2 separate regions of the Homo sapiens genome follow, and region 2 is linked to region 1. Evidence: read pairs that join two places in POLR2A ChIA-PET (ENCODE). Cell type or tissue: Panc1. All regions are shown on one strand.

Evidence for each region. Peaks named below come from ENCODE experiments on the same cell type or tissue, not always from the same donor. Only the 100,000 strongest peaks of a DNase experiment are listed, where the experiment ranks them.
Region 2: POLR2A ChIA-PET joins it to region 1 with 5 read pairs; 2 of 35 experiments call an interaction of 5 or more read pairs at or near these places.

Annotation. Positions count from the first base shown.
Region 1 is chr2:175,060,765-175,064,764 of GRCh38, forward strand. No RefSeq gene overlaps it. Among named protein-coding and RNA genes, the nearest start is that of CHN1, 57 kb to the left of the region's middle. In Panc1, no CTCF peak of the experiment used is centred here; DNase peaks (open chromatin) are centred at 2,427 and 3,167; H3K27ac peaks cover 390 bases.
Region 2 is chr2:175,160,815-175,164,814 of GRCh38, forward strand. All of the region lies in intron 1 of ATF2 (activating transcription factor 2), which reads right to left. Among named protein-coding and RNA genes, the nearest start is that of MIR933, 4.9 kb to the right of the region's middle. In Panc1, no CTCF peak of the experiment used is centred here; no DNase peak of the experiment used is centred here.

The sequences.
Region 1 (4,000 bases):
AATTTAGGGACATAATAATACTTTAACCCAAACATTTCATCATGAATATCCTAAGAATAAGGAGATTCTCTTATACAACCCAATACATGGTATGTTGACTTCCACTTTGGGAAAATATGGAGTAAGAGGAACATGATTGATACTCCCACCTTAAACAACTAGCAAATTGGACAAAACATATAAAATAATGTCTTTTAGATGTTGGACAACAGGCACTGCTGGGCTGTGGCTCCTGACAGAAGGGAAACATAAAGCGAGCCTCAAGGTCAGTGTTTCCAGGGTGCAGCAACTGGGCCGGGAAACACAGAGCCATGTTTCCTGAGCTAGGGAAACACAGCAGAGCATGGGGAAGTAAAGTAGATAGAATAATGGCCCTCAAAGATGTTCATATACGAATCCCCCAAATCTGTAAATATGATATTATCTGGCAACGTGAAAAATAAGGTTGAAAGTAGAATGAAGTCTGCTTATCAGCTGTCCTAAATTTGCTACTGGACAGGGAAGAGTATCCTGGATTATCCATGTGAGCCAATGTAGCCACCACTGTCTTTATACATGGAAGAGAGAGGCAGAGGGGCAGGGAGATTTGAAGATGCTACACTGCTGGCTTTGAAGAAGGAGAAATGGGACCATGAGCAAAGGGAGTGGGCAGCCTCTAGAAACTGGAGAAACCAAGGAAATGGATTCTTCCCCAGAGCCTCCAGAAGGAACACAGACTTGCTGCCACCTTGCTTTTAGTCCAGTGAGGCCCATTTTGGATCTGACCCCCAGGGCTGTAAGATAATAAATTTGTGTTGTTTTAATCCACTAAATTGTGGTGATTTGCTACAGCAGAAATAGAAAACTAAAACAGAAAGTGATGTATATTAGCACTAGAGATGAGGGATCTCCAGAGATCTGCAGGAGAGACTCCTTGACTCTTTGGCTGAGTACTGATTTGTGAATGTAAGTCAATTAGAAAGTAAATTAGAGACACTATAGCACTCTACCCAAGGCTGGAGAAAGAAGTACACAGAACAATTTTCTGAGATCTCATTTAAGGAAGAAATACTTCCTGAATCTCATTTAAGGAAGAAATAATGCAAAATCTTCATAAACTTTCTCAAAAACCAAAGAGGAGGAAACACTTCCTGACTGATTTTATGAAGCCAGAATTACCCTGATACCCCTACCTTATAAGAAAACTACATAGCAATAACCCTCATGAGCTGATGTATGCAAAAATCCTTAGTCAAATTTTAACAACTAGAATTTTCACACACTGCTGGTGGGCATGTAAAATGGTACACACACTTTGGAAAACAGTTTGGCAGTTTCTTATGAATATACACTTGCCATAGGATCTAAGATTCCCAATCCTAGGTATTTACCCAAAAGACAGAAAAACATGGTCATGCAATAACTTTTACTCAAATGCTCATAGCAGCTTTATTCATTGCCATCAAAAACCTAGTTACCATCTAAATACTCATCAAGGGTGAATGGATATACATATTGTGATATAACCATACAGTGGAATACCACTGAACAATAAAAATAACCAAACTGTCATAGTCTGGTTTGGGTGTTAATGTTTCAGTCTGATTTAGGTGTTAAGCTCATAAAATGAGTTGGTGAGATTTTTTTCTGCCCATCCTCTGTAAAGTTATATATTATTTTTAAGTGATTTTGTAATAACTTCCCTATAAAGCCTCTAGAAGTAGATGCTTGTCTCTCTCATTTTGTTTTTTGATATTTAATCACCAATTACATTTCTTGATTGTTTACAGATCTATTTGGTTTTCTAACTTTTACAGAGTCATCTTGGATAAATGACATTTTCTAAGAAATTATCTTTTTATCAAATATTAAATTATTCCTATAGAGTTGTCTTTTAAGTCTGTGCTGAATTAATCCCCTTTTTATACCTAACTTTTTTTTAACCTGTTTTGGTTATAATTTTATATTTTAATTTTTTGTAGAGAAAGGGTGTTAGGTTCAAGTCCAGGTTCCAGCCCATGCTGAGGTCCAAAGGGAGTGGGTGGATGAATGGGAGATAGCTGAGAGAACACTCAGCAGCAGGAAGTGGGGGGAGCCACAGGTAGGTGAAATACAGCTTTATTCAGCAGCTCTCTTACACTGTCTGTCTCTGTTGCTTGCTCTAACTCTGCAGTTCTTGTCGCTCCCACACACAGCTGCACTCTCCTGCTCGCTCTGCCTTCAGGGTCACCAGCTTAACTCTTTCCCTCTGGGTGTAAGCAAGCCGAGCTGTGTCCTGGCTCCCTCTTGCCAGTCTGCAAGACAGACATCTCTGGCTTTCTCTCTCTTTCTCTGGGCACGAGCGCCTGAACAGTGTCAGCAGGGCAATTATACCTTTTACAGACAATAGTAGCGTAAAGCCCAGTGATGACCTTCCCGTGTTATGTACATAGCTGTGTTTACATTATACATGGAATTGTGCGCCTGCGTTCCAATCCTGCTAAGTCATACAGGATGTTTACCTCAGCCTATCCTTGACCTAAGCACATCCATTACCTTACATAGGGTCTCACTCTGTCACCCAGACTGGAGTGCAGTGGTATGATCATAGCTTGCCGTAGCCTTGAACTCCCAGGGTCAAGCAATCCTCCTATCTCAGCCTCCTGAGTTGCTGGCACAATAGGCATGTGCCACTATGCCCAGCTATTTTTTTTATTTTTTATAGAGAGAGGTTCTATGTTGCCCAGGCTAGTCTTGAACTCCTAGGCTCAAGTCATCCTTCCACCTTAGCCTACCATAGTGCTGGGATTACATATGTGAGTCATCACACCTGGCAAGAGGAAAATCTTAAAAAAGAGGCTAAAACTTTTAAATTGTAAGTGATTTTAAATTATACATGCCTATGCACTTATAACAGGCATACCAATATATTTTGTGCAAGTGTTTAAATTATTGATCAAACTCATTTTCAAAAATAGCTACTTTTGGGGCACGTATAAAAGCTTCTACAGATAGTAATAAAAATAACAATGGTAGCATACATTCTTTTTAAAATGTTATCTGATGTTTCTTTGTCACAGATATACTCCAGTCCATAAAGAATTGAAGTTTTATTTGAATTGGACTTAAATGCCATAAAAAAGATCTGAAGAGTCTTGTTTGCAGTATGTTAATGTAGGCGGCTGACGTGGTTGTTTATGATTCAGCATATTACCTCATGGTGTTGAAAGTGCTCTCAGAAACCACCACCTGAGCTGAATAATTTAAGATGTAATGTAGAAGGTATTTCCCTAATAATTTAGCCATGGGAGGAAGTCAATGTTTATCTGTTGAATTATTTTTTAAATGTCCTAATTAATTACAATAGAATAGTTATATTATCTAACTCACTTTATTCAAATTGATGTTATTTAATTAGACACTATGAAAATGAATTTTAATAAGCATACCTCCTAAAAATGGACCTAGGAACTAGCCACATGTTTAAATTACATAGAGATAAAAAACTAGTAGAAAAAAATCATTCAGTAAAATAGGTAATACAGTATTAACGATAATGCAAAGTTGGTTTAAGATAATGGCATTGGCCGGGAGTGGTGGTTCAAGCCTGTAATCCCAGCATTTTATCACTTGAGGTCAGGAGTTCGAGACCAGCCTGGCCAACATAGTGAAACCCCATCTCTACTAAAAATACAAAAATTAGCCAGGTATGGTGGTGCACGCCTGTAATCCCAGCTACTCAGGAGGCTAAGGCAGGAGTATTGCTTGAACCCGGGAGGTGGAGGTTGCAGTGAGCTGAGATCATGTCCAGCCTGGGTAAAGGAGTGAGACTCTGTCACAAAAGAAAAAAGATAATGGCATTCACAAATTTTCTCATTTCCTCATAAACATCATATAATGTATTTGCTTCATGAGAAACTCCTAATAGACAATGCTACCATCTTAAATTCTGCTAAATAAATAACATTAAAAATTTGGGGAGTAGGGGCAGGGCAAGATGGCAGACTAGAAATCTCCACTGATTATCCCCACAGCAAGGGCA
Region 2 (4,000 bases), 100 kb after region 1:
AGGATCGCTTGAGCCTGGGAGTTTGAGACCAGCCTGGGCAACGGCAAGACCCCATCTCTACAAAAATTTAAAAACTAGCTGAGTGTGGTGGCATGTGAGTGTGGTCCCAGCTATTTGGGAGGCTTAGGTGGGAAGATCTCTCGAGCCCCAGAGGTGGAAGCCGCAGTGAGACTTAGTCGCATCACTGCACTCCAACCTGCATGACAGAGTAAGACTTTGTCTCAAAAATACAAAGATAATTGGATTTTATGAAAATCACAGTATCATAATTTTATCATCTTAAAATAAGGATATGCTATACTGAAGGAATTTGATACAGAAAATGTCTGAGAAGGGGTACATATGGAACAAAAAAATATGAGACATTCTCTCAAATGAATTTACGAAAATTCTAAGGTGGCATGTTCCTCCACAAATTATAAATTCTTAGGGAAAAATAACTTTGTTGCCAAAGCTACCAAGTAGATGGTTGCTGTACTGCTTTCAAGCTACAGCACAAGCATGCCTGGAGGGCTAGGCTAGATTATTTCTGAATGAACTTCAATAATAATTCCCACAACACAAACTGAGTACTCATTAAGTTCTTGACACTGTATTAAGTATTGTATATATATCACATGAATGCTCACAGCAAGACTATGAGTTAAATTATTCTCCTTAAAGAGAAGGAAACTGAGGCAGAGAGGTTATATAATTTACTCAAGATAACACAGTAAGTGGTAGACCCCTGATAATCTGGCTTCTAATAACTATCCTAAAATATTGATTACACACTTAACTATGTGCCAGGGACAAAACTCAGTCAATTTGGCTATCATATACTCATATACACTTTCTTTATTCCAAGTGTTTCCTACATGGAAATGAATTTGTCATTATAAATCTTAATAAATCATAATGACACATTCATAAGACAGAACTATGAAATGTATAGTTCAGAAAGTAACTCTTTTTTTTTTTTTTTGAGACACCGTCTCGCTCTGTTGCCCAGGATAGAGTGCACTGGCGTGATCTTGGCTCACTGCAACCTCTGCCTCCCAGGTTCGAGCAATTCTCCTGCCTCAGTCTCCCGAGTAGCTGAGATTACAGGCACCCGCCATCATGCCCAGCTAATTTTTGTATTTTTAGTAGAGATGGTGTTTTCTCACATTGGCCAGGCTGGTCTCGAACTCCTGACCTCAGGTGATCCACCTGCCTAGGCCTCCCAAAATGGTGGGATTACAGGCATGAGCCACCATGCCCAGCCCAGAAATTAACTCTTAAACTAGCATTAAAATACTCAGTGTACAAACCACATAAAACTGCATGAAATCTAAGAATTATTGTTACCAGTCTGTCAAAAGTTTTGGTAAACTTTAAAAGAAACAAAGACAGTAAAATGTCAGAAAATATGAAATACACAATATTTGTCACATCACATAGATCACTGGTAGATAAATAACTATAGTATGATATGGCCAACTAAATAATTTTAAAACTGCTAAATAATACAACTTATTCCCAGAAATAATTCCCAATTAGGTAATCACGCTTCATTAATCATAACTCCCAAGTTCACAAAAGTATGGCAAAGCTAACGCATTCATGCTCTGCTGACAGTGTAAACTCGCTCAAGTCTTTGGGGAGGCAAAAATCTGGCAACTGTAGAAACATTTATATCCTTTGACTAGTAATTCATTTGAGATTAGTATCCTATAGAAACAATTCATAAAAGAAAAAATGCACAGAGATGTTCAATTCAATGTCAAAATAGGCATAAACTGAAAACTATTATTTTCCTGTCAGGCATTTAGAACAAATTTAATACTTATTTTTCAACTATCAAGTAACAATCAAATATCATAAAGGTTATACAACATGGAAAAATACAATGCTATAAAAGTAAAATAAAACTTATTTGATATAATTCTGTAAAAACTGCAATATATATGCACAAACTAGAAGAAAACAAAAATAATGAACACAATTATTTGTTAGTATGGCAAAACAAGTTGATATATAAAAAAATTGTTCCGACACGTTTAATAAATAAAAGCAGGCTGGGTGCAGTGGCTCATGCCTGTAATCCCAGCACTTTGGGAGGCCGAGGTGGGCGGATCACAAGGTCAGAAGATCGAGACCATCCTAGCTAACACGGTGAAACCCCGTCTCTACTAAAAATATTAAAAAATTTGCCGGGCGTGGTGGTGGGTGCCTGTAGTCCCAGCTACTTGGGAGGCTGAGGCAGGAGAATGGCATGAACCTGGGAGGCGGAGCTTGCAGTGAGCCAAGATCGTGCCACTGCACTCCAGCCTGGGCAACAGAGCGAGACTCTGTCTCAAAAAATAAATAAATAAATAAATAAATAAATAAATAAATAAATAAATAAATGCAAGCAAACATACTAGCCCGAACAGTAAAATTAGAAAAACCAAAGCTATAACATTGGAGCAAAGCTAAAAAAATTAGAATGACAAAGGTTTCGGTTCTGCTAGCAAACTAAAGAATATTTAGGGAATATATTTATAAACTTATGGTCAATATTATAGATAAAAATACTATATATTACAAAAATAACCAAAGTCCATATGGTATTTTGCCAATTACAATTATTTCTCCCTGTCTTTCCCTACCAGTCTTGTTGAGAATCTCTGTGGTAATAAGCCACTACTACTGTTGGAAGTATTTTGTATTCCTTGGGTAGAAAGGCAAAAAAGTGGCTGAGAACCACTATCTTTGTTAAGATACAGAATGCAAATATGGGTGAATAGGCAAAGCCCCCAAAACATTGTTTACATCTCTTCTTTACTGTCAATGTCAAAATGCCAAGGAAAAAAAATCAATAAACATACTTAAAAAATGAAAAATGATGCTGGGTGGTGGCTCATGCCTGTAATTCCAACACTTTGGGAGGCCGAGGCAGGTTCGAGACCAGCCTGGCCAACATGGTGAAACCCCGTTTCTATTAAAAATACAAAAATTAGCCAGGTGTGGTGGCGGGCACCTGTAATCCCAGCTACTCAGGAGGCTGAGGCAGGAGAATCACTTGAACCTGGGAGGCAGAGGTTACAATGAGCTGAGAGCGGCACTGCACTCCAGCCTGGGTGACATAGCAACTCCGTCTCAAAAAAAAAAAAAAGAAAAGTGAAAATGAATACACTAGTTTCAAGGTTGCCAACAAGAATAAATTGAAAAGATATATATAATGAATACATATTTATTTATAATTATATAATATGTAACATTAAATACACCTGTAACACAATGTGTAAAAATAGGCCCGGGTGCAGTGGCTCATGCCTGTAATGCCTTAAAAGTGAAAATGAATACACCAGTTTCAAGGTTGTCAAAAAGTCTCAACAAATTGAAAAGACACATATAATGAATACATATTTATTTATATTTATATAATATGTAACATTAAATATATTTATATTATAAAATAATGTGTAAAAATAGGCCTAGTGTAGTGGCTCACGCCTGTAATCCCAACACTTTGAGAGGCCAAGGCGAGTGGATCACTCGAGGCCAGGAAGTCGAGATCAGCCTGGCCAACATGGTGAAACCCCATCTCTACTAAAAATACAAAAATCAGCAGGGAATGGTGGTGCACCCCTGTAATCCTAGTTATTCGGGAGGCTCAGACAGGAGAACCGCTTGAATCCGGGAGGTGGAGATTGCAGTGAGCCAAGACTGCACCACTGCACTCCAGCGTGGAAGCCAGAGGGAGACTCTGTCTCAAAAATAAAATAAGATAAAATACAATTACTGATGGCCTTAAAGATCCACAAATTTCCTTGATTTTCTATGAAACTATCTTATACCTTACTATATAACCTTTTAACCTTGAGAAACATAACAAAGGAAATAAAATGTTCTCTGGGGTTTTCCTTCAAATAGAAATAGGTGAATACTATCCTACTACTTCAACATTAAAACTTACATAAAGAGAACATGCAGCATTTTAGACAAGTTCTTAGCCTTGAGGAACAGGTGTGAGTATGAGATAAACACAGAAATA